Regions from separate parts of the Homo sapiens genome. Here all the other regions are linked to region 4. The links are chromatin contacts, found by Hi-C or POLR2A ChIA-PET in ENCODE. All regions are on one chromosome and are shown on one strand. Each heading gives the region's core, a stretch centred on a gene start or an enhancer-like site at or near the end of the contact. The rest is flanking DNA. Distances are from core to core; before and after follow the strand shown. Region 1 overlaps MAPKAP1 (MAPK associated protein 1). Region 2 overlaps PBX3 (PBX homeobox 3). Region 3 overlaps MAPKAP1 (MAPK associated protein 1). Region 4 overlaps MVB12B (multivesicular body subunit 12B).

Region 1 (3,100 bases), core at 159-2,658, 880 kb before region 4:
CCCGTGGGAGAAACTTCTTTCAGATCCTGGTATCAGGAAAAGCTGTACTTCCCTGGAGCAAAGGGCTTGCTTTTGTATCTTTAGAAAGTTTAACATAAATCTTGTAACTAGCTCCTATCATGTCCCTTTCTCCTTTGCCCATCAGGAAGCTCAGCACTAAATGTTCGTGTGACTATGATGACCTGGACATGCATTTCTCTGCCAGCTCCTCCTCCTGGGGACTCGTAAACTTGTCGTTTAATCTTTATGTTTCTTTTCCTCTCACGTAGTTTATTGGTTCGTATGTATACATATTTTTTTTTTGTTTCTTTTGAGATGGAGTCTTGCTCTGTCGCCCAGGTTGGAGTGCAGTGGCGCAATCTCGGCTCACTGCAAGCTCCGCCTCCCGGGTTCACGCTATTCTCCTGCCTCAGCCTCCCAAGTAGCTGGGACTACAGGCGCCCGCCACCATGCCCGGCTAATTTTTTTGTATTTTTTAGTAGAGACGGGGTTTCACCATGTTAGCCAGGATGGTCTCGATCTCCTGACCTTGTGATCCACCTGTCTCGGCCTCCCAAAGTGCTAGGATTACAGGCGTGAGCCACTGTGCCCAGCCTCGTATGTATATTTTTTTAAGAGGTGGGGTCTCGCTATATTGCCCAGGCTGGAGTGCAGTGGCTGTTCACAGGTGCGATCCCATTACCGATCAGCACAGGCGTTTTGACCTGCACGTTTCCAACATGGGCCGGTTTACCCCTCCTTAGGCAACCTGGTGGTTACCCACTCCCGGGAGCTCACCATACTGATGCTGAACTTAGTGTGGACATCTGATCAGCATAGCGCTGATCTAGGCTGTAGCCCAGAAATCCTGGACTCAAGCAACCCTCCCATATCAGCCTCCTGAGGAGCTGGGACCACAGGTACACACCACTGCACTCAGTGGTTTGTGTATTTTAAAATCTATTATAATAATTCCAAATATTTTTGGGATCAAGGTAGGATATAAGTGAATTAACCTATCATCATCATTGCTGACCATAAGAACAAGTTTGAGAATCACCTGTGCAAGGAAAAATGACAGTCAAAAGCTGAACACTTTCATGGTTATGTCTTCATGTCAACTGTTTTCCATTCACCAATTTAAAGAGCTGCTTTAATCTGAAAGAGCTTCTGGTAGCCAGAAAAAAGCTAAGTGTGAGCAGTAAGAGGAAAGGCTAGACTTGAGCAGAACATCCCTGGTGTTTGTGCCATGAGAGGGAGTAACGCTGCCAGCTATGCATCCTTGGGAAGGAATTTAAACTCATCTGTAAAATAGGGATAACAGAGCTTCCCTCAGAAGGTTGCTGTGAGGATTAAATGAGACAATGCAGGACTTCCCTTAGCAAAGTGCTCGGTCAATGAGAGCTGCTATTATTGCAAATACAGACTGAAACAGAAACCACTGCAATAAGGTTTAGGTAGATCCCTAGCCTATGAGTCACAACAGGCTCACAGCCTTACCAGGGAGGGCACACCGGGGCAGGGAATGCTGGCATCAAAGCGAAAGTCTGTGCTCTTTCCCTCGTGTGTCCAAAGTAGGGGTGCAGGGTGCATATCTATTTAAACAAGCTTGCTTTTAAGCTGCAGACGGCATTTAAGATTAGAGACTTGCTCAGCAGCCAGGATTCCTACAGTTCCCTAGTCTCTCAGGTCCTACAAATATAGTCTAAAAATGACGAGTAAATGTCAGAACCCACAGAACAAACCACGGCAGCACAGATATCAAAGGACACGTGACGCTGGGTCTGAGCTCACATGTCCACCCCACACAGCCTTGGCTTCTTCCACAATGACCTTCCATGGTCCACGTGGGTTCCTCAGTGCCTCCTGGCTTCTGCACGTGCCATTCCCTCTTCCCTCTTCTTCACCTAGCTCTGAGTCCTGCTTCAAGACAACCTGGTTCAGATGTTTCCACCTCAGGGAAGGGGAGGGTGGAGCTACCTGTCCCCTTCTCTGTGCTCCCACACAGCGCCTTGTTCCTACCTTGGTAGGAACACTCATTGGGCTCTTCTATAATTTACCAGCTCAAGCTGCCTCGCTGCCTCCCCCAGCCTCGAGGCAGGGATGAGTAATCTCTGTGCTTGGTGCATTGTTGATGCTCAAAAAATATTCATTAGATGGATGTTTGGATGGTAGTGTAGCATCACATGTCCTTTGATATCTGTGCGATCATGGTTTGTTCTGTGGGTTCTGACATTTACTTGTCATTTTTAGTCAATATTTGTAGGACCTGAGAGACTGAGGAACTGTGAATCCTGGCTGCCGAGCAAGTCTCTAATCTTAAATGCTGCCTATAGCTTAAAAGCAAGCTTGTTCAAGGAGGAGCTGAGGCTGAGAAGCTTGGCCCAGATTGTTGGTCAAGATTTGGATTTTCTCTCATATGCAACAGGTGCTAACAGAGCAGGAAAGTGACACAATCAGCTTTATATTTTGGTGAGATTCTTCTGGTGGCACTGCTGACAATGGGCTGGAGACTTATGGCAGGAAGACCCATTCCAGGAGGATCGTGCCAAGCCTTGACTACTCTATGGCAGGGGCTGACTGAATCTGCGTTCCTCACTGAGCCAAAGCCACTACGCTGATGCCGTCCGTATCAGAGCTCGGACCCAACATCAGCTATGCTAAAATGTCTGCATTTAGTGTCAGCTCCATCGCTTATAACTCTTCCTCCAGAGGCAACTATAATCATTTTCTGCTTGATCTTAATATAAGCACTGAACTATATTCAAGTGACAACCGCTGTAGCTTATACCCCCTCTGAGGCTCAGATTGGATAGTTTGGAATTTAAATAATAAAAAAGGAACAAGCTGACATGACAATAAGGTCACACTTTAGCCTCTTCTGAGCCAATACACCATTTGCTCTCTGTGAAACAGCTGAATATAATCAAATTAAATACAATTCCTATTACAAAAGAAGAAAGACCAAGGCTGTTCCAATAAACCAATTCTCCTGCCTAGTTAAACTGCAAAACCTTCAGGAAAGGTTTTGAAAGCATGACCCATCAGTTCTAATTTTTAAAACTTATCCTTTCAGTCAACACTAGAAAAAGGCCCATTCCAACTTTTATCTTTGCTACAA
Region 2 (3,462 bases), core at 299-2,798, 570 kb before region 4:
AGAAGAAAGGCTGCATAATCCAATCAAAGCATATATTTCATTAATGTTTTTTGTACATTAATACAGGGTATCTCAGTATAGTAGCTTATTATATTGAGTTATTATTTAAAACCCCACATAATACATTATGATACCCTCAACCTTAATTCAGTACTTCATACTTGTGAAACACCCCATAATGAGTAGTTGAATTTTGGGATTTTATGGATCATCCATATCAATAGTTATATAACTTGTGGGGTTTTTTAGTTTTTTTGTTTTGTTTGCTAAGTAGCTAAAAAAAAAAAAAAGATGTGAGTTTTACTTTGTCAGAACCTCCCACCATTCATTAATTCTCCTAACTCACCTATGTTTGCCTATTTAGCAAGTATGCCTCTTGTATGTGTAAGTTTGTGGTATGGTCATATTTGATGACGCTTCTGTGGTTCTTGAAACTCCAAAATACAGTTGTGGGAAAAGTGGAGAAACGAACATTCTCTGGTTCCCTCTGCAAATGCTGACCATTGCTGTTGATTATTGACATTTTCAAATTTACTTCAGTCACTGTAATATATAAAAATAAGCATCACAAATAAAAGTTGTCATGACCCTGTGAGGAAATTGTTGTTGATGTGCTATTTAACTTTTATTTACCTGTACATGCTGCTCAGAAAATGGTTTTTATGTACCAGTGTGTGTTATGCTGTTCATTGAAGTATTACCATAGCAACAGTAATATCTCTTGCTTTCATCTTAATGCTGATTTCAAGATACAAAGATAGTTTTTAAAAGACTGAATTTAACATATATAATGTTAATATGGTCCTTTTTAAGGAGGATAAATTACTTTTTTTTTTGGTAATAGTGTTAAATAAAGTTTTAAAGGCTAAATAGTCTGTTAGTGCCTCAATGAAATTTCTGTGTTAGCTACTTTGGATCAGTCTCCTTTTTTAAAAAAAGAAAGAAAGAAAGATTAAAAAAGAATTCTGTATGTTTTTATCTTGGGGTTTAGAAGACAGAAAAGAATGGTTAAGAGAAGGAAGTACAGATCCAATGGGAAACAGTTAAAAGATTTGGAACGTGTTTTGACTAGAGAAAAGTAGGCTAGGCTGGGCGCGGTGGCTCATGTCTGTAATCCCAGCACTTTGGGAGGCTGAGGTGGGTGAATGACTTGAGGTCAGGAGTTCGAGACCAGCTTGGCCAACATGGTGAAACCCCATCTCTACCAAAAATGCAAAAATTAGCCAGGCATGGTGGCCCGCACCTGTAGTCCCAGCCACTCAGGAGGCTGAGGCAGGAGAATTGCTTGAACCTGGGAGTCAGAGGTCGCAGTGAGCTGAGATCGTGCCACTGCACTCCAGCCTGGGTGACAGAGCAAGACTTTGTCTCAAAAAAAAAAAAAAAATGTAGGCTAAAGGGTTAAAGGATTTTTATGAGCTTGATGCCAGGTGTTTGACCTCTGTATACAACTACTATTATTATTTTTAGCTTTATCAATAAAGGATGAAACATAAGGAAGTGTCCTGAAAGTGAAAGTAAGAAAGATTGTGGTTTGATTTGTAGAGGGGCTACGTAACCACTAGAGTGAAAAATGACTGGTCCGTTTGTGAGTCTCTGTACCTGTTGATCTGTCTTGGGTGTGTGCTAGATATGCCTGGAATGAAGAATCTTAACCAGAAGCATGCTCAAGGGCCTGTCCACAGTTCCGTTATTCCATGATGCCTTATTGATCCAGTATTTCAAAGGAAAGTATACCTTTCTTTATTATGAGAATGCATATTTAATTAATTTGTTGTGCACAGGACACTTAGGCTTCTCATTGCTGTTTTCCAGGTGTCTCAAAGGACAAGATAACTCTAGTCTCCAAGGTATATTGTAAGTCTAGTCCTAGGCCTTCCTAGTTTATAAGGAAGTTAACAGGGTCTAGAAAGATACAGTCTTTCAGACTAACAGGTTCTTATTGATTGTATTAGAATTTAAATTAGAATCTATATGATGAATTACATTTGATGAATCAGTTGGCTTTTTTTTTTTTTTAAATACTCATTGCTTACTAGACAGTGGGGGACAACAAAGTCTCCAGAAATGGCTGATCTCAGCATTGCTATCTGTAGCCGCAGCTGTTGTTATGTAACAATAACGATAGCTACCATTGACTGAACGTTGACTGTTTGCCATGCGTTGTGAAAAGTGCTTTACATGCATTAGTTCATTTAATCCTTGTATCAACTCTATGATTTAGGCCACTGATTCTCGGACTTTTTGTTTTCAGGATCTCTTTCCATACCACATTTAAAATTAAAAATAATTGAGAATTGCCAGGCATAGTGGCTCACGCCTGAAATCTCAGCACTTTGGGAGGCTGAGGCAGTGGATCACTTGAGCTCAGGAGTTCGAGACCAGCCTGGATAACATGGCGAAACCTTATCTCTACAAGAAATACAATAATTGGCTGGGCGTGGTGGCATGCACCTATTTTCCTAGCTATTCAGGAGGCTGAGGTGGGAGGATAGCTTGAACCTGGGAGGTGGAGGTTGCAGTGAGCTGAGATTGTGCTACTGCACTCCAGACTGGGCAACAAAGTGAGACTCTGTCCCCCGCAAAAAAAAACAATTATTGAGAACCTAGCAAGCTTTGGCTTATGTGGGTTATATTTATTAGTATTTACTGTATTAGAAATTTAAAAATTTTATTAGTTTATTTTAAAATAACAATAACACGTTAGCATAAGTATCATTTTAAAATAAAAAACAACTTATATTTCCAAAATAAAAAATTAGATGATTGATATTGTTTTACTTTTTTTTTTTTTTAACAAATTCTTTAATGTCTGGCTTCAACAGCTGTTTTCTCATATTTCCTTCTGCATTCTGTTGTGATGCCATGCTTCACGTAGCCTGTTGTCAACTTCATTGTATACTCATGAACAAATTAGAGTTAAAACAGAAAATGTGACATCTTAATGAATTATGAAAACAGTTTTGACCTTGCAGAGCCCTGAGGGTACCTCAGTGACCCCACGGGTACCTGGGCCACAGTTTGAAAACCACTGATTTAGAAAGTATCCTCATTTCATCAGTAAGCATCACTGTGTACTTCTGCTATCCTGTATTGCTAACAAGTGTCCATTTTTCTTTTTTACTCTCAATTTTGGCATTTAGAGGATCAATTCATGATTGTGATATCGCCAAGTTTAATGTAGTAGCTTTGTTTAGTTTAGGAATCTTATTTGGGAACTTGCCTAGAATGTCCTGGAAGGAAGTCTGTTTAATTTTGCATTGGGAGATACTTTATAAATGTTAGCTGTGGGTGGCAGTTTTCAACCAGTTAAATTCTACCATTATCTTTGAGAAAGGCAATAACGTTAATATTTAACTAGTTCCAGAAGTTAGGATAGAACATTTAATTCCAGGAGAAAACAGCTAAAATTGCCTGTAGTGAATAGAGATTCTCGCCTAGTAAATTCCTTTATTTACCACAATC
Region 3 (3,091 bases), core at 277-2,776, 870 kb before region 4:
AACCCCATCTCTACTAAAAATACAAAAATTAGCTGGGCGTGGTGGCACATGCCTGTGGCGCCAGCTACTTGGGAGGCTGAGGCAGGAGAATCGCCTGAACTCGGGAGGCGGAGGTTGCGGTGAGCTGAGATCATGCCATTGCACTCCAGCCTGGGTGATAAGAGTGAGACTCCGTCTCAAAAAAAAAAAAAAAAAAAAAAAAAAGGAAGGACTAGCAGGGCGCAGTGGCTCACGCCTGTGATCCCAGCACTTTGGGAGGCCAAGGCAGGTGGATCACTTGTGGTCAGGAGTTCGAGACCGGCCTGGCCAACATGGCGAAAACCCCTGTCTAAAAATACAACTAAAAATACAAAAATTAGCCGGGCGTGGTGGTGTGCACCTGTAATCCCAGCTACTCGGGAAGTTGAGGCAGGAGAATCCCTTGAACCTGGAAGGTGGAGGTTGCAGTGGGCCAAGGTTGCACCATTGCACTCCAGCCTGGGCAAAATGAGTGAAACTCTATCTCAGGAAAAAAAAAAAAAAAAAAAGAAAGAAAGAAAAAAGAAAAGAAAATGGAAGGACTAACAAAAGCCAGAGCAAGAATTCCTATCAAATGTGTTTTATTGCTTTGTTTATTAGCCATCTCCTCTATTAGAATGTTAGCTCTCTGAGTTCACCCAACTGTCACCCTTATATCCTTATTCACTACCTGAAATGTAGCCAAGACTCTACTGAAGGATAAGTTAGGTTTCAGACACACTGTACCTGAGAGATCTGCATGACCCTCAGGGATTCTTAGACTTCAGTTACACATTATCTTAATTCACACTGTTCTGCTATTAAAAGTAGTGTGCCAAAAAAAAAAAAGAAAAGAAAAAAAAAGGCGAAAAAAGAAAAGGAAAGCTTAAGTTTTGCTATGATTTGATATTTCTGTGATTATGTGGTGACAGTTTCCAGGAAGATTGAGGAGTTCCAATAGACCACCTTGTATCTTTTGCAGCACTTGGGCTTTAATCACATCTCACTGACTTTCTGTTTGAAAAATTGGTTCGATGACACAGTAGAATCTACACACCTAGCTGCCTGCCATACTGTGATTAGTAGCTAGGTAACCAGAGAGGTAGATGCTGATACGTCCTCTCCCCAGATCTGCCTTACGGTGCTAATCCAATGCCATTTTCCTGATTTTAAGTCTTCTTTGTCTCAGGACATTATTGTCATGTAAGGCAGAAAAAGAAATGCCCTTACTGACTAGCTATTTTTCTTCTTTTCTTTATAATGCACTTAAAGCTGTTGCAGATATGCGGCAGAAAGTGCCACTACTTATAATTTACTCAAAAAGAAAGAACTATGCAAAATTACTATTGGAGTTGTTTAAAATGCCTTTTACATTGCTTATGGGAGTAAAACAGCTCCAGTATCAGGCCTCTGTAAGCAGCAGAACAGGAGTTGGGTGGTTCAGGCCCTTGGTTTCCTGTGGTGGGGTAACTCTACTAAAGCAAGGGTTTTTTCATAGAAAGTAGCTAAAATCAGTCTTGGTAGAGAAGAATTTTCCTTACAGCTACTAATAGGATAAACACATCAAATGGCCTGACCGAAGAAAGAGGGACTTCTGCTTCCTCTGGTGCAGACTGAGACTCTTCATGGAGGCTGGAGAGATGTAATGGGCACATGCAACACTCTAATCCTGTCTGTAATTATAGAATCATTTTCATTTTCAAAATCACATGGATATTTAAGTATACTTCCTCTTTTAAATGTTTTCTGAGAAACAGCAACAGGGTCTGTGAGCTACTAAACTGTGAACACAAAGACTTTTAAAACTTACTTATAAATGTGTTTGTTACAGGCAATTACAGTTTGTTCACATTATTTCCAGAATCTTTGGCATAGGAAATTAAATTTGCAGACATAAGCTATCTGATAAATAAGGCTTGTGACCATTAATCCATCCCTATAGATATATGGTATGGTTCACTTATTAGTAAAAAAAATCATTTGAGTTGACTCTCTGGGTCTAGTTTTCTCCTTCTTCAAAATAAAGTGTGCTTCCAGCAGATTCTAATTCAAACACAATTCAAAGGCTCATTCTACCACAAGGTAAAAACTTTCTATAGACTTAATTCACTGGAAAACAAAAGGTGCAGGCAAAGGCCAAATCATATGGATAGAAAAGGAAGTAAACCAAAACCTAAAGAGAAAGCCAGGTTTTATGGCGTGCCTGGCATGATAGTGGCAATAGGGATGATGGCAGCTGATGTCCACTGAGCGCCTACTATGGACTAAGTGTTTTACATGCATTCAGTTAAGACAATAACCCTGCAAGATAGGTATTATTACCTCTATTTACAGAAAAGACAACTGAGGTCAGAAGGGGCTGATGACTTCCCTAACTTCACAGCTTGTAAAAGGGACAGGTGGCCTGGGGACTGGGGTTGGTTTGGTTCCAAAGCCCATGCTGTTTCCACTGAGTCTTGCTGCCACCCCCAGCTGAAGCAGGGACATTTGGTCTCTCTAGAGAGAAAGGCAACAGCTTCCACTGAGCCGTGGGCCCCGTAACCTTATCCAGTAGAAGGAAGCACCACAGTGTCTAGCAGTACAACCTTTGGCCATTTGGCTTTGAGTCCTTACTCCCCTACTAGCTGTGCGACCTCAGCAAGTCCTGCAACCTCTCTGAGCTTTAGTATTCTCACTTATAAAATGAACATGACAACTGATTCAAATAGTTGTTTTAAGGATTAAAGTGTAATGGAAAAAAGTATCTGGCAGATCACCTGGCCAAGTGTGAGTATTAGTAAGTGGTGATTATTATACCTGTAACTGTAAATGCAACTTAAAACCACAGATCAATGGGAGAAACTATGACCTCAAAGATGTTATTTAACAGACGAGCTAATAACAATAAAATAACCTAGTGCTTTTTATGCTACAAGAATACATGTTTGTACATTCAGAAATTCATATTAGTATCAACAGTATCTAAATGATGTATTTTTAATTTTTGTGAGTTTTCCCATTTTATTATGAGTATTTTTAAACCACAGAAAAGTTGAAAGAACTGAACACTGAGAACCCATATACCCATCACCTAGACCTATAGTCAACATTTTAC
Region 4 (3,480 bases), core at 631-3,130:
AAGCAAGGAAAGTACCAGTTGGAGTAGGAAGGCAAGCTTGGGAAGGGTGATGCAGGCGGCCTTGTCCCGAAGGCCTGCCTAGATGGAACGGGTCACCCTCGTGTGAACTATGACACCCAGAGCACAAAGGAGACGGTGGAACCCATTTCACGTGGAGGGCAAGAATTGATTCCCTGGTGTTTGAGGCCATGACTCTTTTAAATGAATTGGTTTGCTTTGTCACTCAGGTAAATGCTTTGTGCTAACCAGAGCCATGAAGATTTCTCTTTTTTCCTAAAGGGAACTGAACAGCATGGGGATCTGGTATCGAATGGGCAGAGTACCAAGAAATCATGACTCATCTCAACCCACAACGCCTTCCCAGTCATCAGCTGCCTCCACCCCAGCCCCCAACCTTCCCAGGTGAGGCCTTGTCGGGGTGTCTTGCGTTGTCCTGTGGTCTTAGGTCCCTGCACAACATTTTAGAACACCACCACTTAGTGTCTGCTGAAATACTGCAAAGTACAGCTGAATAATTGTAGAAGCAATATATCTTTAGAGGAGATTTTTAAAAATCCACTTGGAAATCTTTGCATTACATGAATGCAAAGGCCATTCTATAGTCTATTTTGTGCGTGTTCTGCAGGCTTCTAAAATTGCAGATTATGCAACTTAAAATTGGCTCCCTATTCAAAAGAGCTGCTAGCTACACACAGACACGTGCTGTATAGCCATGGGGTTGGGATCACTGGCCTTAAGGTCAAATTCCTTCTCTGTCTTGGCCAGCAACTCATTTGAAACCCAGGAGGGTAGGTGAGTTCTTATATTCTTCATTTTCATATAATTTCTTTTTCCAATGAGCTATAAAGTAAGAAATGGGTAGTTTGGGTATGAGAGAATAGTGAGGAGTTTTTCAGGAAATGCTAGTTTTAACAATTGTCTCCGCAAAGAAACTTGGGTGAGCCAACTGTTTGCTCTGCAACTGATTTCAGTCATAACAGAGGTAGTAACAGTCTCTACACTTTCTGCAAAAAGAATCCTGTCAAATAAAAATCCTGTGCATCACTAGGAGTAAACTAAGGGCAAGGAACAAACAGCACTGATGGATTAAGCTTGAGAAAGGGATTGCAAAAGTAAATAAAACAAGAACGGTGAGGCAGCAACACTTAGGGATTGACATAACGTAAATGAGAATGGATCTCCAAGCTTCCACGTGGGTGAATAGAGATGAACAAAATCTGTCAGGAACCGGACAGAAGAGTCACCAGTAGGTCTTCCTGGGCCATCCACAATACAGCCTGCCCTCCGGGACATACCACCAGCTCTCTGTACTCTGTTCCTCTGTGCCAAGCCTCCGTCTCACTTGGAAGAATGTGCTGTAATGAGGCTCCAAAGCCCTGAGGACTCTGTCCTCTGGGACATCCCCCTATAAAGACAATCTGGTCCTTCTCATGACAGTTTCACAAACCAAGAGTGGTATTTAAACTTAACTACCCCTGGAATTGCCTGAAACTTTAGAAGTAGTTTTCAGTTTCATTTGGCATAAAAAGATAGGAATCTCTAATAAGCCTCCCAGAGTTGCAGGGTGAACAGTTGAGTCTCTGTTGGGTTCAAGAGTGTGAGGTTCGCACTGCCCATCAGCACTTGTTCCTCACTTCTGAGCCAGAGCGCTGTCAGCTCCGCCCTGGAGGGCACTGCTGAGGGTCACTGTCTCCTGTGCTCAAGGCTATATCAGGTGTGTCACCTGTGCTGGGGAGTCAGCTAAGTCCATCACCTGTGTGTCGGGGTCCTCCATCACCTGTGCTGAGGCCCATCACTTGTACTTGGAGCAGCTCAAGTGTGGGCTCCTTGCAGAGGCTGGAAAGCCCCCACAGGAGCAGTTGCCCTGAAGTTGTTACAGCTGCTCCCTGCTGACATCATGTGGTCTAGAAGGGCCCAGAAATGGGCACCACCTCAGGCAGGTTTTGACTTTCTGTGGTTAAAGAAAGAACACCAGTTCTCTCAGATAAAGCAGAGAGAGCTCTCAGAAGCCTGCTGGTGACTGTGAGAGCAAAGTCACTTGCACCTGAAGCAAGACAGCCGAGAACACCGAGCCACCGGCAGCCTGGTGGGTTTGGAGGGTAGTGCGTCAGAACCAGATGTTTATAAGGCTTATGTATTTTATCACCTCTGCTGTACAGTTTATGGTTTACAATGGCTGCAAGGAAATCGGATCAGTTTTGTTTTACTTGCCAAATAAAACAAATGTCAAAATAGTCAATATAAAATGTATTCTAATTTGGCTGAGTTAAGTCAGCCAATATGCAACAGGATAATTGAATGTTCATTAGTGCTTCCAAGTAAAAGCCATTTGTCTGTCCCAAGTTCTCCTGTGCGGTAATTTACAGGTAGGATGCACACCTATGTAAGCCTCATCCATCAGGGTTTTTTGGTTTTTGTGGGGTTTTTTTGTGTGTTGTTTTCCTATCCAGTATCTTTGATTTATTTTAAAATGAAATGTTGATTATTCATTCAAATTTTCCATTGAAGACCTAGGAAAGGATGAGTATGCTGTTTTATTCCTTGAGGCTTCAGGTCTCTACACTCTCCAGAGGAGGAATCTGATCACCTCCCCTCTGGTGGGGAGCAGTGGCTGGGGCTTGTGCTCCGAGTGCTGGGGGTCTACCAGGAGCCTATAGGGTAAGGCAGGCCCCTCAGTGGGGCCTGCAGGGCTGCACACCAGCTCCGGGATTTCCTGTCTTCCCTTTCCCAGCCAGAGCCCCAGACATTAACGTGCGCTGGCAGCCTCCTCCTCCCCTGGCTTCTGCGCCTTTGCTCCCGGTGCTCCCTGCACATGAGGTGTGTTTGACAGGTCTCAGCGCAGAGGACTTCTCTCCCGGGAAGCCCTCCCAGAGGCTCCTGGGCTGGGCCTGTGCTGGGTCTTCTTCTGTGAGCGCTTCCGGGGCATCTCGAGCCCGTGTGGTGGTGAGGGCATGTGGTGAGCCTCCGAGGAGCTCCCCAGCGCCTACCTGAATCCAGGCACGAATTCAGTTTCACCATAAATGCGTCCCTGGCAACCCCTCCAGACTACTCCCTGGTCCCTGAGCACTGCGCGGGTCTTTTCCTATGGCGAGAGTAATCCAGGCTTGTAGAAAATTGGCAGAATGTAGAAAGTATGAAAAAACAGGAATTCCATTTCCCACGAGCAGATGCTTATAACCTTTTGTTATATTTCCCTCAAGTCTTTTTCTTGTGTACTTTTTACATAGGTGATATCATATCGTGTAATAGCAAGTCTGCATCTTGCTACTCTTTTCTCAGGTAGCCTTAACCATAAACCTGAGAACCACGTCCAGTGCGGTCTTTGTGTGGCGTGGATCGGGCCTCTGGGAGCGCGGTGACGCAGCGCCCTCTACTGCCCAGCCGTGGCGGTGGCGGGGAATGCGGTTCTGAGCCGGAGCTAGTGGCAGGCTCTTTCGCCGCAGAGCCCTGGCCCAGGCCAGCCAGGAGGACCTAGGAAGC

The links. Hi-C counts contacts between places; a loop is a spot of excess contacts on that map. ChIA-PET counts read pairs that join two places held with the same protein, here RNA polymerase II (POLR2A). Pooled maps may share reads with other maps.
Region 1: a loop to region 4 is called in a pooled map, with 2.6 times the contacts of the local background. The contact joins two enhancer-like sites. A Hi-C loop is called at or near these places in 4 of 50 pooled maps. POLR2A ChIA-PET finds 5 or more read pairs at or near these places in 2 of 52 experiments (GM10248 and Panc1).
Region 2: a map with no recorded cell type shows a loop between it and region 4 (6-fold over the local background). The contact joins two enhancer-like sites. A Hi-C loop is called at or near these places in 2 of 37 single-sample maps with no recorded cell type and 4 of 50 pooled maps.
Region 3: a loop to region 4 is called in a pooled map, with 2.9 times the contacts of the local background. The contact joins two enhancer-like sites. A Hi-C loop is called at or near these places in 4 of 50 pooled maps. POLR2A ChIA-PET finds 5 or more read pairs at or near these places in 2 of 52 experiments (GM10248 and GM12878).

The regions. Positions count from the first base shown.
Region 1 is chr9:125,512,288-125,515,387 of GRCh38, forward strand. The region is part of intron 7 of MAPKAP1 (MAPK associated protein 1); the gene reads right to left. It also overlaps the pseudogene RN7SL30P. Among named protein-coding and RNA genes, the nearest start is that of MAPKAP1, 190 kb to the right of the region's middle. Within about 2 kb of position 1,409, at least 19 of the 41 ENCODE cell types and tissues checked have a DNase peak (open chromatin) inside an H3K27ac peak, as active enhancers do.
Region 2 is chr9:125,822,708-125,826,169 of GRCh38, forward strand. All of the region lies in intron 2 of PBX3 (PBX homeobox 3), which reads left to right. Among named protein-coding and RNA genes, the nearest start is that of PBX3, 77 kb to the left of the region's middle. Within about 2 kb of position 1,549, at least 5 of the 41 ENCODE cell types and tissues checked have a DNase peak (open chromatin) inside an H3K27ac peak, as active enhancers do.
Region 3 is chr9:125,528,670-125,531,760 of GRCh38, forward strand. All of the region lies in intron 7 of MAPKAP1 (MAPK associated protein 1), which reads right to left. Among named protein-coding and RNA genes, the nearest start is that of MAPKAP1, 180 kb to the right of the region's middle. RefSeq lists an enhancer at 1,562-1,721. Within about 2 kb of position 1,527, at least 3 of the 41 ENCODE cell types and tissues checked have a DNase peak (open chromatin) inside an H3K27ac peak, as active enhancers do.
Region 4 is chr9:126,395,296-126,398,775 of GRCh38, forward strand. It overlaps MVB12B (multivesicular body subunit 12B), which reads left to right. Exons shown (of 10, transcript NM_033446.3): 6 at 280-402. Among named protein-coding and RNA genes, the nearest start is that of NRON, 13 kb to the right of the region's middle. RefSeq lists a silencer at 3,274-3,333. Within about 2 kb of position 1,881, at least 4 of the 41 ENCODE cell types and tissues checked have a DNase peak (open chromatin) inside an H3K27ac peak, as active enhancers do.